2 separate regions of the Homo sapiens genome follow, and region 1 is linked to region 2. The links are chromatin loops, found by intact Hi-C in ENCODE. Cell type or tissue: Calu3. All regions are shown on one strand. Links, peaks and the distances in the headings refer to the core of each region. The heading gives the core; the rest is flanking DNA.

Region 1 (10,887 bases), core at 2,888-10,887, 82 kb after region 2:
TTGGATGCTTCTTTACACATTTGAGGAAGTGAGTGGTAGATATTTGACCAATTAAGTTTATATAGGTATAAAAAAATAGAAAAGAATAGTGCAATCATGAAAAAATAAACTTTAATATTTAACCTTCTAATCTGTGCAGGTACTTTGCTGAATAAACAATTTTATTTCTAGAAAAGTCTTAGGTGAGTCTTTTAGGAGAAAATTTACATAAATAATACAGCATTTGAAATATCAAGTATGAATTATTTATTGTAGACCAGCATAAAGCTAAATAGGATTAGTTTTAAATGAATTTAGATTTGCTAACAGATGGCTACAACCATTTTTCCATTCATACTTAACTGCATTTACAAAATGAATTTTCAGGTACAGACAATATAAATTCTGAATTATTCCATTAATACCTACTGGTTTAGCTAGTAGTCAAGTCATACATATGTTAAGAGGTTAAGGGGTTATTTTCTCTTGATAACAGGTAAATAAATAAGCTAGTATGTGCACACTTATATACATTCAAGGTTAAGTCCTTTTTAATTTTTTCAAACAACACAGAGACCTGTAGTGCAATGTGCATAATGACAAATAACATTCACTATGACCTAAGGCAAAGTTTCTCCCATAAGAGAAAGATAACTTAGACTGAACTCTGTCATTCAGATAAGAACAATACAAACGGCTACCGTTAGTATCTATGGAGTATTTACATGGAGTAAGACACTACATTAAATGATTTATATCTAACTGATCTCATTGAATCCTCACAAATCTTGAAAGCAAATGATACTAGACTTGTTTTACAGATAAGGAAACCAGCTTGGGACAGTAAAGTGATTGGCACAATGTCACTAGGAAGTCACTATGGTATCAAACTCAGATCCAGCTGAATCCACGGTTTAGGCTCTTAACAAAGTCTTGATTCTTTGCCATAAAAAATAAAATGTTGGCCGGGCGCGGTGGCTCACACCTGTAATCCCAGCACTTTGGGAGGCCGAGGCAGGCAGACAACAAGGTCAGGAGTTTGAGACCAGCCTGGCCAACATGGTGAAACCCTGTCTCTATTAAAGATAAAAAAAAATCAGCCAGGTGTGGTGGTGCACGCCTGTAATTCCAGCTACTCAGGAGGCTGAGGCAGGAGAATCGCTTGAACCCAGGAGGTGGAGGTTGCAGTGAGCCGAGATCGTGCCATTGCACTCCAGCCTGGGTGAAAGGGCGAGACTCCGTCTCAAAAAAAAAAAAAAGTTTTCACTTGCACATTTTTTCATGTGGCTTTTTGCAATTATTCTGAAGATCCTAGTTTGATGAAAATTCTAAACGTGACACTGGGAATGAAGTGAAAACCACTGGTAGTCACATTGTCATTATTCCTGTCGCCAGTATTTATTTGCTACAAAATAATTTTTATTACAAATTTCATCCCAAAGAAAAGAGCATACAGGCCAATCTAGACACTCAGAAAATACCAAAACACAATAAAAAGTTACACTATAGCTAATGTAAACCAATGAAGAAAGCGTCCAGAGAAATGAAATGAAAGGACAAGGAACACCAGTCACTTTTCCCTATGATCAATTTAGTCTTGAACATAAAATAAGTTTGAATTACATACCAAGTTTGAATCTATATAACAATCTTTATTCTGACCTAAGACAAAGTTCCTCCCATAAGAAGAAAGATAACTTAGACTAAACTCTGGCATTCAGATAAGAACAATCAATACTAATGGCTACCATTTATGGAGTATTTACATGAGCATGACACTGAATTAAGGGATTTACCCAACTGATCTCATTGAATCCACATAAATTCATTTTTAATTTTCTAAAAATATATTTCTAATTGGCTGTCTGACTAAATTCGTACAACCATGAAAATCGCCAAAACACAATGCGTGGCAAGAGTTTCAGGAAAGGACACTTATAACACTAGCTATTGGTATCGAAAGTTTCTGTTCAAGCTACCATTCATCCAAATGAACTGTTCCATAAAAATAATTATATTTCCCATGGAGTATTTTAAATAACATGATCAATTCTAATATTTGAGATACATCTCTTTTTTTTTTTTTTTTTTTTTGAGACGGAGTCTCGCTCTGTCGCCCAGGCTGGAGTGCAGTGGCGGGATCTCGGCTCACTGCAAGCTCCGCCTCCCGGGTTCACGCCATTCTCCCGCCTCAGCCTCCCAAGTAGCTGGGACTACAGGCGCCCGCCACTACGCCCGGCTAATTTTTTTGTATTTTTAGTAGAGACGGGGTTTCACCGTTTTTAGCCGGGATGGTCTCGATCTCCTGACCTCGTGATCCGCCCGCCTCGGCCTCCCAAAGTGCTGGGATTACAGGCGTGAGCCACCGCGCCCATCCGAGATACATCTCTTAAGAGTTCAGGATTACAATCTGATAGCTACTAAATACCCAGTATGCCCAGAAATTTCATCTTCTCAAACCCATGTTTTTTGAGAGCAAACATGCTCTTTATGCCATATCATGAACAAAATAGAATCAACGATTCTTATATTTACATGGTCAAATTTTTGTCCAATTACATATAACAAAAGTCTTAAAAAGAATAGTGTGAGCTATTTTTAAATACATCATTAAAATTAATGTATTCACATGAAAAAAATTCTACCTACTAGATCTAAATATTTCAGCATTATTGATAATTATTACAAATAAACAAAAAATTAAAATAAACTACTGAAATTTTAGTCCTAGAAAATTTCTGAAATGTAATACTCAAAATCACAAACAAGCATGACATACAATAAGATATATGAATCATTGTCAAAGAGGTGGTGAATGGTTTCATCTGGATTTTAACTTAATATAGTACAACTTGTAAAGATTTACAAAGGTTTTTAAGCATATTTCTGTCTTACTAGGCATATATTAGAAACAATATAATATAAATAAATGCCTAGTAAGATGAATAAAATCTCAGCCTCTTATAAAATAATGCCTTGAGCTGGGCGCAGTGGCTCACGCCTGTAATCCCAGCACTTTGGGAGACCAAGGCAGACGGATCACGAGGTCAGGAGTTTGATACCAGCCTGACCAACATGGTGAAACCCCACCTCTAGTAAAAATACAAAAATTAGCTGGGCATGGTGGTGCATGCCTGTAATCCCAGCTACTCAGGAGGCTGAGGCAGGAGAATCGCTTGAACCCAGGAGGCGGAGGTTGCAGTAAGCTGAGATGGCACCACCACACTCCAGCCTGAGCGACAGAGTGGGACTCTGTCTCAAAAAAAAAAAAAAAAAAAAAAAAAGTCTCATGGTTCTGTGCATTAGAAAAATAACAGTTATACTACTTTTGTGATTTAAAATATATTATATTTCAAGCAAAAAAAAAGTTATGAAATGAAACACTTCCTTATCTGATGCCTTTACCTCAATTCCAAGCTTTATCTTGAAATCCTGAAATTCTCATGGGTTCCCCCCAACCCCCCCAAACAGTCTATTATTCTGATTTGCTATACTGTTCATCCTGTCTGCGGCATGACTTAAAATTCTTCTGGACTTTAGGTTCAGACTCTGTATTGTTAGAATATTAGTTAAAATTTTAATATAAATTTCCCACACCAAATGAGAAAATCTAAACAAGCAATTATTCAGAAGTGACTTTCTAGATTAAGAAAAAATGTGAATGAGCATGTTTTAAACAGCACAGTTGCTTAAATTTAGGCAACTGAAATGATTTAACAAATACTTGCCCACGTATGTACAACAGTCTAATATGTAGTTTCTCTAATAATCAATATACTATATTTTTGTCTATACGAGGTCACTGTATAGTGCTTCATAATCTTGCTATTTAAACAAGTTAAACTTAGCATAAAGACTAAAAGCATAGGCTCTGAAGACAGACTTTCTACACTGAATCTCAGTTCAGCATCTCCTGACTGTGTAACCTCGTAAGGGTTAATTGTTCTTAGCTTCTTTAGTTTATATAATCAATAGATGAGGATCAAATCAGGGGAATAAAATTAGCTGTTTCTACATGTGCTACCTAAAAATCAATCTGACTCAGTTTTATCTCACTGAATTATAGAAACTGATGATGAGCTTAGTATAAATCTCTTACCATACAAAAATTAGTGGTGTACTCATTCTGACTAATACAAGCACGTATAGTCTTTTACAGCACACATAACCACAGCTAAAATTCATCTGCTCCTCCTACACTGACTATGCAGCGGTTTCCAAAATATTTCATAACAAACTTCTCAGATACACAGGAAGGCATTTAATGCTTACTTGTGTGTTACCTGAGCAAATTTGTGTTCTACTGGAACATTTTAAAATTAAAGACTAGAAGGGTTTTAAAGTATTTTATTATCCTATGATTATTTTAATCTTCGTTGTGCTTTTCAGAAGCTCGAAAGCTTATAATCACCACTAGTCTATCAACACCCAAAAAGGCAAAGACTAGTTATAAATGCTTCCTAGGATTGGGAGATGTTACTACTTATTTCCAGTCTATGAACGATTAGATGAGCAAAGATATCTGAAAGCAAATTATCGTCTGAATGCAGTAATATGGAAAAGAAGGAATTACAGATGTAATTTATCCATCACAAGCAGATCCTAAACACTGATTATGTCTGTATTTTTGCAGAAAATTGAAAATGATAGAAAAGCTTCCTAGCTTTTCTGACTTTAATTTTCCATGTTTTACTTTGTGTAATTTACTGTCAGCTATTAACAGCAGATGCTTCTTGCCTTATTTGAGAACAGCCTGGACTTAAGTATAAGTGATTCTGAGATCCAGAAGCCTACGCACTAGGTCTGATTTTTATGCAGAGAGATAAATTCTAACTTAAGATACTGTACTCATATGAGGTCTGGAGAAAACAGGGTCTTGGATCTCAACCTCATATTAACATAAACTAAAATATAAATATAGCTTAATAAATCTAGACAGCTTCAGAACAATTTTGCTGGGCCTAAAATTGTGATCTAGGGTTAAAATACAGGTCGTTACCAACTGACCCATGATGATTCAGGGACAGCTGCCACAGTCTGGTGGCCTGTGGCTATGTGAAGTCTTTTACTGGGGATTCCCTCTAGTTCTTTTATTCCCACTTGTGATGTCATAATTAATAGTGTGAGAGAGAGGGAAGGGGAAAAAGGAAAGATAAACCACCAGAGCCATTTCTTTCTCTCTTCCTCAAGTATCTCTTTCACTGACCCTGCAATTGCTGTCGAGAAACTTCCCCCTCCTAACCATTGCCGCCACCACCTAATATACTAGTCTCCCTGTTAGTAACCGGCTCCTTGAGGACTGTATTGTTAACATCTGCCTCCCTAAAGTTTGACATAGGAAGTACATAAGTTATATTACTTAAATTGTTGAATCCTTATCACCTCCTAATGGTTTTCTTCCTCACATCTGAGTTTTTACAACCGGTCTCTTGACCATATCCTATGATAAAATGCCAAAAAAAAAAACAAAACAAAACAAAAATTGAGTTTGATACTTTTATGATCTACCTGTTTCCCCATGGCTACTAGTATTTAGAAAACAACAGCAACAACCACACAGCTGAAAATTTCAGAGAGGGGGAAGAATGGGGAGAAGCTGTTCATTAAGCTCTGCAGTAGACAGGGCCCAGGATCAATGAGCACTACATTCAAAAAACAGGCAGGCTGAGTCCTTAGAAACATGGGGGTCACTTGGAAGACATATTGACGACACCTTCCCACCCTAAAGGTTACACAGGTGGGAAGCTTTGGACTCCAGCTCCTCACTGCATACCCTGTCTTTAGATCCTGCTGATTCTAAGCAAATGCCCTATTAAAGACTAGCTTCAGGAAACAGAAGCAGCCCAAAGTTAAAGCTGGGGAAAACTACACTGGCTCACAGCATGAGTTCCAGGACTTTGGGAAAGGCCACCTCCCCTGCACTAGGCAAGCTGAATTTCTGGAACCCTAAACTGAAATTTAAAATACATCTTTGCCACAGAAATAGTTTGACAAAAGCAGCTGGGGTCTGTGACTCTAGGAGTTCTCAAGATTTATGATAAGATAACACTTCTATGGAGCCTCTTGGGTTTAATTAATAACCAGGGTTTCCAAGGTACTGTTTGTACTGAACTATAACTCAAGCATCCTCTGGGCTACTTTGGCTTCTCAGGGTTGACCCGATGACTTAATCACCTTGCTTCTGTGGAAAAACATTTTCTAAACAATTAAACCTTTTGAATATGGCTTTTTATGCACTGGGGAGGCAGCTATATAGTTTATACAGTGACTAGTTATCTAAGATGATTCATTTAAAATTTTTCCTATATGGCCATATATTTTACAACAGATACAACATCTTTGAAAGTTGGTGGCAGCATTCTTTCTGCTATTTTGGGTTCACTCCTTGACTCATTTGTTGACTTAAAATACAGTGATTACTTCTGAGTACTTACTGTTTTAGGCCCTGTACTATAAATTTGTCTTGGATATTCATTTTTATTCTTAAGTACTGCTGTTAGTTATATTTTCTTTGTCGAATCCTTAGAATATGCATATGGAAATTAAGAAGCAATGTTTTCCAGCAAACATAACAAAACAATTAAGAGTACAGGCTGTGAAATCAGATTACGAGGCTCCAAGTCCACATTTTACTGGCTGACTGACCTTGCATGTATTACCTAACTTCTCTGTATTTCAGTGTGTCCATCTGTGAAATGGAAGTAACACCAGTAACTATCTCGATGAGATTTTATAGGGACAAAATACTATGAAAAAAATGAAAAGCACTGAAAACACTGATTGACATACATTAAGTTTCAATAAATATTAACTCACCTTGTTATTTTACTCCATACGGAAAAAATAAGAAAGTGTATTTGTGGAAGCAGCAGAAATACAAATCAAAGTGCAGATTCTTTTGTCATATAAAATCACTTGGGACCTGTTTTTAATGACATGGCATTTCTGCTATATTCCAGTTATAAAAATGTGACTGTTTATATAAATATGAATAGTAGGCTGGGCGCGGTGACTCACGCCTGTAATCCCAGCACTTTGGAAGGCCAAGGCGGGCTGATCACCTGAGGTCAAGAGTTCAAGCCAGCCTGGCCAACACGGTGAAACCCTGTCTCTACTAAAAATGCAAAAATTAGCTGGGCATGGTGATACACGCCTGTAGGACCAGCTACTCGGGAGGTTGAGGCAGGAGAATTGCTTGAACGTGGGAGGCGAAGGTTACAATGAGCCGAGATCACACCACTGCACTCAAGCCTGGACAACAGAGTAAGACTCTGTCTCAAATAAATAAATAAATAAGTACAGTTATAAGAAGATAAAAAATGAAGCTGTTTTAGTTTTCTCTATAAGGAAAAATAAATCCATTTGTGATATGCCAGGTTTTATTTACTAAATAAGCAAGACAGAAGTGATGACAAGTTTGTCAAGATGAGAAGACTTCAGTTTCTCTTCAAAAGTGGTATCTCTTCAACCACCTCCCTTACCCAGATGCTTTCCAGAGAGATTTACTTAATTCTGAAAGTTTTATGAGAGGAAAAATAAACACTCTTTTATTCCAGAAATGGCCCTCCTGAACATCCATTTCCATTCTCCCCTTCTGTCTTACCTACCAGACTCCTGATTTCAATCAAGGCAACAGTTTTTTAAAATAATAATAAATAAAAACAAAACAAAACAAACAAACATACAAAAAAATACTTCCTAGCAATCCCTGCTACCAAAATCAGTCAATAAGAGACTGAAAAATTACTGGCTGAAGCTCAGAGAACCTTTGCTTAAAAGGAGCCTGGCTGGGCTGAGTTATGGTGTCTTGCCTTTTCTGCGTCCTGCTAGACTAAGGATATGATGGCTGGCACTGCAGTGGCCACATTGCAATTTTGAAATAATCCTAAAGTTGGAAGCCATGTGCTCCTTAGGAACTAAGAGAGAAGGAACCTGAGTTCCAATGACTATAGAGTCGCCAAATAGACCTAGACGACTGAAATATAAACCCCTAATTTGTTTATACCAAATGCTGGGGAGGGTAGGGGAGGTGTCTCTGTTATGCAAAGCTGAATCTAATTCTTCACAGACAAAATGTCTAAATCACTTCTGTGTGACTATGGAAAGACATATTTAAGATCGGAACCAATAGTTCTAAAGATGGACAATTAGAAAGCTGGAAAGAACTCAGAGATAACAAAAGAAGAAATGTAATGGTCAGAGATGGCCAAGGCCCTCAGGAATCCAGAGGACAAACAGCCTGTCAACCAAATTAGAAGATATCAGGGGTTATACTGTTTAGTAATTATCAGTAATTTTCAAAACACAAGCTCATAGCATAGAAAGTTTTATCGCTAGCAAAAAAATCAAACTTTATCTCAAAGTGAAAATATTTCAAACATGTGCCAAAAATGTAGGGATGATGCTGTAGGTAGATGTGCATTTGATGATATTTGTATAAGAAACAGTATTAAATAAAAACTCTGTAGTTGCTGTTAGTATAAGTGAGCAATTAGCATAAGTCCTCACTAGAATCAAGCTTGTTTACAGTAAAATTCACAAAGAAATTACTATCCTAATAATCTATTATACTTCAAACAACTCAGAATTTCTATCAAGCCTTTCCAGTTGCTTTTACTTAAGTTGCTACATGCTAATAACTATCATCAGTGCTAAATCAAAGGCCATCTATCTATCTATCTAGTTACCCACTTCTACTGGCAGTCATGATTTTTGGCCTAGCTGTTAACATGGAAAATTGCTCACCTATCTAAAAGCACAGGATGTAGTACTGCTAAGTTTAAAAAAAAAAAAAAAATTCAAATTTCCTCAATAGGACCTCTTTGTAAGAAAATAAGAAGCTTTGTCTAAGTCTGTGGGAAGGCAGAGACATTGCTCAGCATGAAAGGTAACGGATTAGCAATGTTGATAGCTGAAATCCTCTACTTATCCTTGGCAAGGAAAATGACAAGATAAGCTTCCCAAACTAGGTCCCTAGGTGTCTGTGCTAGGTCTGAGAAACATTCCATTTCTCACCTTTCACCTGAACTGGGCATGTGTCATACAGTTCTTCAAAAGACAATTCACCCCACACTGCATTGTCTCTTTTAAGTGAGAAACAGCCTTATATATGCAATTGTTTCAAGGGTACTCCGTGGAATTTTGATTAGCTTCAGACATCTGAATTACAATGAAACTGAATTCAGCTGTAAGTGCCACATTGCTTGAGGTCTAAATTGTTTTTAGTTTGTCACACTCACACAGTGAAGCAAGATTTCATGAGAAAAAAAGTAGACGCAGTGTACCAAAATCTTATAATATGAAGCAAAATAAATAGTTCTAGAATTACTGCAGCAGGTAGCTTGATTCGAAACATGGTTTACAATTTATCTAATAGTCTAAAAAAACCTTTACTCATAAAAAAAAGTTTTCTAAAAAAGTTCTAATATAAACAGGCAAATGAATACAATTACTAGTTTCACCAAAGCAACTGCAGCTATTGAGAATTTCATTAAAGAAAGGTTTATGTCAGAGTTGATGACACTGCAGCATATTCACAGGATATTCTTTACAAAGTTGTGAAGTTTCTCCTTAGGGACCTTTTATATGAAACATACTGCTGCGCAGGTTATGCCTTATAGTTAGTTCATCTCCTAAGTTATTAGGAGAAAACAAGGAAGTGATATGTCAATCTGTCACTGAAAGACACATTGAATATATGTGCCAGCACAGTATATATAATAATCTGTCAAAGTTTTAATACATGGGAGATACCAGTGGTTAAAAATCAAACCACAAAAAAACTTCCTGGTAACAGTGATTCCAGTTAGGACCCTAATAGATCAAAATTTTAATTGAAAATTGCATATTTAGTCTAAAACTTGCAGATATTTTATCAGGATTATCAGTGAAACTGGTTTTTAAAATATGATGAAAAGTCTATGCTTGGGGCTTAGAACAGCAGCAACACAGGCAATTTCTGGATTGAGGATAAACCATGCTAGCAACAGAGGATCTTCTAAAATTTAACTATAACCACCTTTGGGACTACTTTATCATGTCTAGTTATGCCATCCAATCCATATGTGACCATCTGGATACTTGTTTGCCTTACTGATTTTGAGTGCTTTAGTTGTTCATTTACCTGTATGTACATATATTTGTGTGCCTTCTAATACCTAATTTCCATACTTCATATATTCTGCTAAGCCTGCAGAGGCTCTTTAAAACTGTTCTCAGCACCCTTGATTGTATGCCACTTTGCAGTGGAATCTGATCTCAAATGTGTCTATGATAAATCTGATCGGGGTGCTATTTATAGATAGATATCACTGTATATAGCAAAAAGAAATTTTAATTATCTTAAATAAAATGGCTCAATTTGATAAAGGAACAAGTGACTAAAGTTTTCAAAGGTAAAAGAATTTTGCTAGATTTTTGGAAAATAGATAGTAAATATAAAGGTTATATTCTCTTTCTCCCATCCCTAGTACCTGAAAAATGAATGGGTATTTGAAATAGAATTCAGTAAACAATAAGTCTATTTCTGTTGATCATATCGTAAAAGCTTTTTTTTTGAGGGTATAAATAACTTGGCAAATATTAAAATACATTCTGTAGGCTTTCTTTACATTGACTCCCCAAATTTTAGTTGAGAGCTCATGACTGAATAGGCAATTTGTCATTGATTTGAAACATCATTTTTGAAATATAATTTTCTAATGGTGGCTTGCAGTGTTAATATTTTTCTTTTCTTTTTTCCTATCTCTTTCACAAGCCATAGGGGAACATAATCCTCTTTGGCATAAAATAATGCACCTTTGCAAATGTTCTGGATTTCTGAAATAGCTAATACACCTAAATCTATAGCACGTAAGCAATTTAAGTCTCAGCTTGAATACGCTCTTAGACTATTATAAATTAAAACTG
Region 2 (10,884 bases), core at 1-8,000:
CTTGGCAAGAGATTCTGGGCTTCTTTTAGGAGGTACCTTGAAGCAATAAGATAGCAGCACTCTAGAAACTTAGGATCCAACGCAACAAATTGTACACCATTTTAAAAGCTAGAAAATTCAACTAGCCATCTGTACAAGCATGTTTTCCTGTTAAAAACAACAAAAAAAGAAGGCCTTTGGGATTTTCTACTCAGAATACTTCTCAGGAATATTTTTACATCTCATATAAAGTTTCCCTGACATTACTGCAAAAAACTGGGAGTAGCTACCTTTCAGAAGAACGTGTTTGTATTGCCAGAACATGGAATATTCTAAAAGGTGCTTTTGTAATATATCTTCCTTCTCTGTGTATATCTTACCCATCTGGAGACTATGGCTCACCCAGTTAAGGCTATTACATAATTTTGCCAAAGAGGATAAAAATAGAAAGGGGTTAAGGATAAATGTTAAAACAGACATGTATTATTCAAAATCTCAACATCAAGGCTTTGAATGTTTTGTTTTACTTCTTGTTGCTGCTTTTAAAAAGTAGAAATTCTGGGATAGCAGTTTATTCAAAGAGGAAGAAGTAGAATAAGTATGCTGATTTTCAAAAGCATTCCATTCATTTTTTGAGTTTTTAAAAAGCACATGAAATGTAAATATGTACAAAAGGCTCAATTTGTTTAACTCTGTCTCCCATTAACACCACTCCAATGGTTTTAATATCAATTTTAGTTCTGAATTTTTGTCTCAGAAATGAGCTCTGAAATTGATAATAAAAGTATTACAAAGAAATAAGTGAAATACACATTAACCTATGTGTAATGTTACCTAAGCAGGGGATTATATTTAAAAAAATATTAAGACCCATCTTCAGGTACTTCTTGCGGAGATTTCTGTTCATGTTGCACTACGTAAAGAGAAAAGTCTTTATGCCACTACTTACTATTTATAAATGTCAACTGCTTCTCTATAATGTAATCATACTTTTTTTTTTTGCACAAAATGACAGGACTTAATGATGAGCTCTGTATTTGAAACACATGTTCAGTAAAAGAAACGACAGTTTGCAATTTATTGATATTATAGAAACAAAGAAAGTGCCAATACTTTACTACCAATTCCCTGCAAACTCAGCCTTTCCCACCAAAAGAGAATTGGAATGCATTCATCAGAATTTTCAAAATGTGCTTCCCTGTTAGCCCTGTGAGATGGGGGTGGGTATGGGATAGACAGATTCAGCAAGCCAGAGGCAATTGAATGTACTTCTCAGTGCTTCCAACTGGGATGTCAGCACTTTACTAATCAAAGTTGCCTTTTCACCTCTCATGTATATTCTATTTTTCATCTTGAATTATACCAAGGTGTTTTCTATAGGAAATATCACTACAATAATGTCTCACATGTGTTTAGCAATATGCTGCACATGTCAGGCAGGAGCTAAATGCAGAGAATAAAGAAGCATGTAGAATTAAGCCCCCAACACTGTCAGCCTTCCTTCCAAAAGTTTTCTGGAGCTGTATGAAATACTGCTTCCCATGTGATTTTCAGGAAAGCTTTATGGACCAAGTTTTCAAATGCAAATAACAAGGTCAAAAGGAGGAAGGTTTATAGGTATGAAGAACTGGAAGAAAAAACGAAAACATAGAAAGAAGGTCATAAATTTGAAAGGTAGTGTCAAAAATCTGTGAACAGAAGTTTAAGCAGTTACATAACATCCGTCCTTGCTATGAAGATTTCATGGTTCAAACTTAGAATCATTATTCATTTTAGGTAAGGTTTTAATTTATCTAAGAAAGGGCAACTTAATGTGTAATATTATGCTGCAACATTCCTTTAAAACTGAAAAAGGAGAGAGTGCTTAATAGTAGGAACTCAAAAAGCAGAAAGATGTATTCAGGTTCAAATCCCAATTTTGCCATTTACCAGCCCTGCGGCCTTGTACATAGCACTTAATCCTCTAAACCTCTGTTTCTTCACCAATAAAATGGGAATAACTATACTATCTCCCTGATAAGGTTATATAAGAGGATTTAAATGAACATTTGTGTGAAGTCAATACCTAGCACCTAGAGAACACAGGTAGAGTATAGCTGTTGTTCTTATTTTAAGTTTATCTAGATTTGTTAAATGAAAGTTTTCTAGTCTCGCTCTCACATCACTGCACTTCAAAGGTTTTTGGGCATTGTTCTGGTTAAGCTGGGTCTTTCCACAAAGTGCTGCTCCTGCTCTGCTACTCTGCAGTCTTTAGGGCAAGGGCATTCTTGCCTGTGCCCTGTGACCCTCTCCCTGCATCAAGTATCCTAGTCCATTAACAGTTTTACTGCTACTTAGCTTTGATTTGCCACTACAATAAAGAAGGTATGGCATTTCATTTTCAAAAACTATCTCGGCCTAAGTCACCAGAGGACTACAACCCACTTATATCAGAGTGTGTGTGTGTGTGTGTGTGTGTGTGTGTGTGCATAACAATACAATTATGTACAGTACAAAATACATGATAATAAATGATTGTGCTACTGGTTTACTTATTTACTATACTACTTATCATTAGCATGTACTCTTTCTAATAATTAAAAAAAAAAAGTTAACTGTAAAACAGCCTCCAGCAGGCCCTTCAGGAGGTATTCCAGAAGAAGGCATTGTTATCATAGGAGATGACAGCTCCATGCATGGTATCATTCTTGAAGACCTTCTAGTGGGACAAGATGTGGAGTGAAGAAGACATTGATATTAATGGTCCCAACCCTGTGTAGGCCTAAAATAACATATACGTTTGTGTCTTAGTTTTTAAAGGTTTACAAAATAAAAAAAAAAATAGAGAAAAGCCTTAAAGATATAAAAAAGTTTTTGTACAGATGTACAATCTGTTTGCATTTTAAGCTAAGTGTTATTACAAAAGAGTCAGTAAGTTTTTTTTTTTTTAATTATAAATTTAAAAAAGTTCTTTGGGAGGCCGAAGCAGGTGGATCACAAGGTCAGGAGTTCGAGACCAGCCTGGCCAATATGGTGAAACCCCGTCTCTACTAAAAATACAAAAATTAGCCAGGCATGGCAGCCTGTAGTCCCAGCTACTTGGGAGGCTGAGGCAGGAGAATTTCTTGAACCCGGGAGGCATATGTTGCAGTGAGCTGAGATCGTGCTACTGCAGTCCAGCCTGGGCAACAGAGCGAGACTCCATCTCAAAAAATAAATAAATAAATAAATAAATTACATTAAGGTTAATTTGTTGAAGAACAAAACATATACATTTAGTATAGCCTAAGAGCACAGTGTTTGTAAAGCCAACAGTCATGTATAGTAATCTCTGAGGCCTTCACATTCACTCACTACTCACTCACTCATCCAGAACAACTTCCAGTCCTGCAAGTTCCAGTCATCATAAATATACTATACAGGTGTAAAAATTTGTAATCTCTCATACCATATGTTTACTGTGCCTTTTCTATGTCTAGATACACAAATACCACTGAGATACAATTGCCCTTGGTATTCAGTACAGTTACACGCAGTACAGGTTTCCAGCCTAGAAGCAATAGGCTATAACCACATAGCCTGGATATGTAGGAGGCCATATCGTCCAGGTGTGTGCACGTATACTCTATGATGTTTACATAATGACAAAATCACCTAACAATGCATTCCTCAGAACATATCCCAATCGTTAAGAGATACGGGGCCAGGCACTGTGGCTCATGCCTGTGCTACCTGTGCTACTCCTAGTACTTTGGGAGGCTGAGGTGGGTGGATCACCTGAGGTCAGGGGTTCAAGACCAGCCTGACCAACATGGAGAAACCCCATCTCTACTAAAAATACAAAAATTAGCCGGGCATGGTGATGCATGCCTGTAGTCCCAGCTACTCTGGAGGCTGAGGCCGGAGAATCGATTGAACCTGGGAGGCGGAGGTTGTGGTGAGCCGAGATCACGCCACTGCACTCCAGCCTAGGCAACAAGAGTGAAACTCCATCTCAAAAAAAAAAGAGATGCATGACTGTATAAAAAGGGTATGTATAAAGACTGATCCCCATTTAAATCTATGAAATATTTCATGTCAACTGTTTAAAAGCATGTGAATTAGGCTCTAAACCAGAAAAGGTTTATTATTAATCTTTATTAATAATGTCTACATTCATATTTTCCAGTAACTCAGAAACTATTCCTCCACCACTTCACCTTCCTTCTTTGCCCTTACGTTAGAACATGATTCATTGTGTGTGATAAAGATATTTCTTCATTTAGTCACTTCATCTACCTGAATACCTGTGTAAATAATGCACATGCAGGCTACCAGATGTGCTGCCAGATACCTACTAAATACCATTAATAAAGCTTCCAGATTTCCAGCTCTAGCTTTCAACTGCTAGGCCTCTGAACCAGAATCAGTGGTCATTTCCTAGGAATTCTATGCCCCTTTCTATCCTATCCTTTTCCCATACAGTACCTAGTCATACCTCCTCAAAGTCGGAAACTTTAGATTGGACCTAGGTAGGTAAAGGTAAGAGCTGGGAGTCTGAAGCACTCACAATCAAGGGAACTGCACTTGGCATAGAAATTGAGAGCAAAGAGAAGACAGACATTTATTGTTTCACTCAACTATGGGACTGGGACTGGTAGGGTTAATAAAAGCTGAAAAGCTAAAATCCATAACTACTGACATTTATTATACTATTCTCATTTCTCAAGTCCTGTTTGTAAAGCACTGGTATGAAAAGAACCTGATATTTTAATGTTATGTGTTCCACGGACCTTTGTAAATTCCCAAATGGACAAATACTCCATCCTCCTCACCATAGTTATGGCTTATATGAACAGTCAACAAAGATATCTTGAAGAGGGTAGCCAACTAGATGCCTTCTCCAGCTGAGTCCTCAAGTCAACTCAGAGCACCTGATGAAAATTTCCTCCCAAGGACCAAAAACAATCGATTACATGTAATGAATCTTTGGGACAGTTCCTGAATGTTAAAAACCAGAAATCTAAACTACAAGAATGTCAAGGGTCTAGTGAAAGCCTGTTGGCCCATAAAACAATGCAAAAGGCCTGTGGTTCTGAGAACGGATTATTTTACAGGGAGCTGTAGGCCATCTAATCTTTATTTTTACTTTTACCTTTCTCACTAATTTATGGAAAAGCCTTGGTAAACTGGCTTACCACTCTTCATCTAAGTTATTAATAATACCATCTCATCCTTTTCTTAGACTACTAGCAATAAATTCATACAAATATACCCACAGAGCATATATGCATGTGTGTACACATACTTATATTTATAAATATATATACACACAATTTATTTCTTTTAAATATAATTATAAAATTACAAGAGTCATAACTGCTCAGGAAACATATGGATTAGAAAGATACAATGGCACTTTACCTAGGTGAGGTTGAACTATTCAGCCATAAAAGCTTTCTGTGACTTCTGATGAAAAGGACAAAAATCCAAAAACACAGTAAGGACAGTTTTAAGAGACAAAGATGATATATGAGAAAGGAACACTTTTACAGAATTTATGCAACAGTGAAAAATAATTAATACGAGTGACTAATCAGATTTTGGTCCTTGACTACATGAAGTCATGACTTTTGAAGAGGGGGAAATATACAGTTTCATTTAGTCCTTTCATATTTTAATTTTTAGAAGACAAATTTGATTTTAATATTTTAAGTCTTGAATGTAGACAATTTCCTTCTTTCCAAGAATTTGCTTTATTAGCTTTCATTTAATAACAGTTTTACATTCAACACAAACTGCAATACTGTCTTGTACTTGGTGCAGGGTTATGCTACCGCAGTGATATAAAAATAGCAAAGACCAAAAAAAAAAAAAAAAATACACAGACTGGAATAGCTTAAAAATTGAAGCTTTCAGATAAAGCGCTCTGAAATAATTACAAAAGATACAACACCTGATTATTGGCTGTAAGATAGATCTTCCTTCATTATATAATATTAAAATTACCTGAGAGATTCATAGTTTTCCTTCTTAGAACTAAAGACTATTAAAGCTATACGGGGTCTCAGAAGGGTTCAAAACTCAAGCTGCATTGGCCTGTTGTGTCTGTTTACTTAATCTATTTTTACAACACTGCAGTAGCCAGATCCAACTTACCAAATACCTGCTTCAACATTCTGCACCACATTGATTCAAGAAATAAAATTTATGAGTAAGAAAGCTGCAAACTATGTTTCTAACAAATCAACCTATACTATTAAAGTCAGAGCCATAAGGAAATAAAAACTATAAATATGCTGCTTTAAAAAGTCTAAAATGTTGCCTAAAAGGATTTTAGTGTTTTTTTCAAACTTTTTTTTTCCTGCCAGGTAAGGCATTTGCCTACTTTACTTGTGTGAAATAACCCAAGTTGCTATTTTCAGTGTGCAAGCCCTAAGTGTCTGTATCAATTCTCAGCAGGTATCTTGACACACCAACGGGATGTTGAGATAGATGTATCATCTGTACAGCAACTTACTACACATACTATAAATTATTTAATAAAATAAATCCTTGACCATGAACATCTTTCATGCCAAACAGTAATGCCAAATCTAACTTTTACTTTGTGAAGCATTTCTAACAATTCAATGTACCCAAGAAAAATCCACTTGAGAGTGCTGACAGAATGGGATTTGCCAATTAAAAGTTGTTGCCATAGAAACAGGCTTTAATATGTTCTATGAAAAATATGAACAGGTTATGTTATCTCTTCAGTCATCTACACTTGAACATAAAATGTGAAAAACACAATTAGAGAAGGGTGTAACAGTTTCCCAAGAGAGCATCAAATGCATTCTCTTGTTCATAAAAAAAGTTCCTTTTTTTCAACCAAAAATGAACACATGCTCTATTTTCTTGAATTTTTTCATAGATTATTTGACTAATATATCACTTCACTGTATGGTATGATTTTTCCTTTTCTAGAATTGAGCTTTTTTTCCCCAAAGTACTCTAGATTTATATCTTATTAAAATCTTCAAATACTGTGCTCTTTGAAAAATAACTTTAAAAATATCTTTTGAACTACCCAAGGGGAAGATCATTACAAAGGATCCTTTGACATTCTAAACATTCTAAATACCACATGTTAAAAGTATTTCAAGTACATCACTGAATGTTCCTGACTGTTGACTCAAGGGATTAATATGGGATAGACTTCAGCCAGATGACCATAACCAGCCACAGGACATAAAATAGTGAACTACTCTATCACTTTTATTACTGTTTTACTAACACGGCCCATGACAAGAATTCTAGACATAGTGCTATTAGTCTTCAGGTGGTGATCCAGAAGATAAATATTAATGTTTGGTAGAAATTCTATCATGTATTTTCCAGATTGCACCACTTCAGTATCACTCTAAAAGGCAAGTGGCACATTTAAAATTTGATTTTTGAAAGTATCAGTCTATTAGCATGTGTCTTGATTTATTATGCATAAAATGAAAAGATCCTATGACTTATGAAATTTAAAATTATTTATTCCTTTATCAGTTGAGGGTAGAGTTACCCAACATGTAAAAAGGTACTCCATAGAATACTTCAATTAATACATTAGTATTAATTGTCCATCATTAATTATCCAGAAATAGCATGATTTGATATAATTAAAATCCATGAAGATTTTAACATCTAATGTCTAATTTAGATGAAAGAAAGCAGTTGTTAAGAAAGAGGAGAGTGATTTTTTGAAATCAAAGAACTAAAATATTACAAAGTATCTGAGAGTACCAGTCCTTCCTTTCTCTATACCCTGTGGGCATTTTCCCCACTCTCAGAGAGGATTAAAGAAGTACCTTATTTACTTAAGGAAACAATGGCTCTCAAAGATTTAATGTAAGAGAGGCCTCAATACAAGAAGAAATATTTTTTTAAAAGGCATATTTTTTAAAAATCTCAAACTTCATTTAAAAACATGCACCTTAAGCCATTTGTCTTTCAAATTACAGCAAAGATGCAAATCACATCTCAAAACTAAGTATCGCTACCAAATGGAAAGGGTTCTTTTCCTGAGATTTCTACTAGGGATGTATAATCTCTCTTGTGTTACACAAAAAGTATAAATAATTCTGAAAATTACACCATAGCTATTTGACCTGCTTTTCATGCTTAAAGAATAAATAATAATTATCTGAATAAGCTTTACGGGAACATTTCCATTGAGGAATCAAATCTGCAAGCAATACTCAAACAACTGGCCCACTCAGGACCACAGCCTATCTAATGGTACAAAGTTTGGAAATAGAAACTCCGGACAGCATAGGTTTATAAAAGTGAACATTTCAAAGCAACACAAAAAGAATGTCTGTTTTATCAGGCAAGAATGTTCTCTGCAAATTAAGATTTCAAAGTTTTAAAATCAAAAGTTGGAAAACAAACATCATATAAAACCTGCACCTGCTAGTGAATGCTGGAAATGACCTGCTTAAGTGCCTGTCTGACTTGGTCACTAACCAGCACTGTGACAGGCTGCCTAAAAGGATGTTAAATATGCTCACTGCAATCTATTTGTCATGTAGTTTCTTTTTCTAAGATATGTTGTTCTATAGTATTGTCATTAAACCCACATCTGAAGTTTGATGGTTTTTAAATGGCAATCAAGTGTGATTTTTTACAAATGTAACTTCTAAAAACCAATTTGAATTTAGTTTGAATATTTTTCAAACTGCATACATTTTATTTTCAATTATCTTTCTGTAACTCTCTAGTCAGGCAAAAACCCAGAAGCAGCAACTTCTGAGGATAAAGGGTTATTTTATATGCCAAAAAATTTAATGCCCTGATAACATGGATAAAAAGCCTAACTATTGGTGGCTACTCCAATCGTTATGCTTTTCCTCTAGGAAAAAGAAACACATTTCCTCTAGGCAGTTTGGTACATTCTGCCTCCATGGATCACCCTTCCCAAAGTGTAACTTTCCTTAAAAATAAAACATTACAAACTTCTGTTGTACACTAAGCATATGAAGTCTATAATAATTCAAATATAAATCATTTACATTTTACATTTTGAAAAGTAACATTAAAATGTTTGTTACTTCATTACCCAAATAACGAATACACATTGCAAAGCCAAATTCTCATTTAACCTGAATAAATAATATATCTAATAGGTAATAAATCTAAAACTCCCTTTAATGGTATGAATTTATTTAGGTGCCATGAGTACAATATAGATCTGCTAATGTCCATTACATAGAACAGGGATTTGAGGTGAGGGAAGATGAAATTAATTTCTCTTCATCACAGATTAAAGACGTACCCTTCCACATTAATCATTTTTGCTAGGTGTTATTTTTCCAACATGGCAGCAACATAGTTTTCAAGGTAAAAGGATCCTGAAATGTATCATAACATGTCCATTCTGAAAAGTATTCATCTATCACCTCAGCATGAATACAACGCACAGCTGCCCAGATGATTCTACAAAAACAACTCTGGAGGGATCACTTGGGAAAAAGCTCCATGGAAGCTATTCCACAGGCATAAGAAACCTTTGTTGATTTTGTTACAATGACTCCTTTACACCAGCTCATCTAGTCTAATATAATGTATTCCACACTCATGGAACAGTAATTCTCTAATTCTCTATAACCAAGGTTTTCATATCTTTGTTGTTTCCAGAATACCCTTGGGCTCTGTACAATGCATATAAACAGCTCTTAAACTGTGGTGAGGCATGACACAAACACCTCTGTATGCTACAGACTCACTCTCCAGAAAACTGTACACGTGAAATTACATAACATTTCAGGGCTTTTGAATATCCTCAAAACTCAAATATAGACTCCTCATGGGTTTGGTGGACTTTGTAAGAATCCCAATTTTAAGGTGGAATTCTAAGTTCTACCCATTGCAGTAGCTGCTACAGACTACAGGAAATAAGGCTCCACTAAGCAGCCAAGAGCAAGGCAGTTTGCACAAAACCATTCTCTGTAAGTATTCGGATAAGTTTTAGTAGGTAATGAAAGGAGACTATAGAAAACGCATGGTAAACTTGTGTCAAAACAAAAGCCTGATGCTACCTTATGAGACAGCCTTTATCTCATGGGCTCCTTGAGTCCAAAGACGGAATCAGGCAGGTCTTCCTTTCTCCTGGTTTTGAGCTGGAAGAAAAATCTCACTACCTCTCAAGTGAGAATCATTCCTCAAGAGATGTGACTGGCAGACATGGAAAAACCCCAATAAGTACGGAGTGATATACAAGATAAAGTAGCATTATAGAACCAGAATGTTAAAGCAAAATATAAAACGAAGTTGAATAAAATGCTAAAGATAACAAAAACTGGATTTAAAAGGTGAGGAAAAACAAGGAAAAGATAGCCCCTGCTAGGGCAACCAGTGTAAAAAGAAAAGATAATGGAACAGAAAGAAACCTATTCAACTCCTTTTTATATTCTGCCACTGAGGACAAATATCTTCAAACTGGAAAAGTATTAAAGACAAATGTATGTTGCATTAATTGCCTGGGATACATATTCAGAAGCATTCTTGGAAATAAGTGCTATCATAATGAAAAGAGCCTCTAGGGAAGCACATTGTTCTCACTGATTTTTTAAGTTTCATTTTCTTTTTCACGCTTCAAATTACTTGAAGCTTTAGGGAAGGGGCAGGAAAGTCCTGCTTCCATTATCTATTTTTTCTTGCTAACACAACGTATGAATTCTCCAGCTTTTGTCCCTTTAAAAAAAATGTTATGCAACCTAACATATTATGGCGAGGAACACGGATTCTATCACAGAGTCAAAATGTACTCTTATATTTATTATTTTACATTACGATTTTAGGAAAGAAAAATATTTTCTTTGCTTTAATAAATAAATCATTGTCTGAGTGGCATTTAGCTTAACTACTGTGTAAGACAAACAGGATCAGAGTGGTCAGCTAGTTTTCCATTTGGCT

What was found. Peaks named below come from ENCODE experiments on the same cell type or tissue, not always from the same donor. Only the 100,000 strongest peaks of a DNase experiment are listed, where the experiment ranks them.
Region 1: a loop joins it to region 2, with 2.1 times the contacts of the local background. A loop is called at or near these places in 12 of 110 quality-filtered maps.

Annotation. Positions count from the first base shown.
Region 1 is chr3:152,303,378-152,314,264 of GRCh38, reverse strand. The region is part of intron 2 of MBNL1 (muscleblind like splicing regulator 1); the gene reads right to left. Among named protein-coding and RNA genes, the nearest start is that of MBNL1-AS1, 39 kb to the right of the region's middle. In Calu3, for the core only: no CTCF peak of the experiment used is centred there; DNase peaks (open chromatin) are centred at 6,034 and 7,024.
Region 2 is chr3:152,382,176-152,393,059 of GRCh38, reverse strand. All of the region lies in intron 2 of MBNL1 (muscleblind like splicing regulator 1), which reads right to left. Among named protein-coding and RNA genes, the nearest start is that of MBNL1-AS1, 120 kb to the right of the region's middle. In Calu3, for the core only: no CTCF peak of the experiment used is centred there; a DNase peak (open chromatin) is centred at 3,759.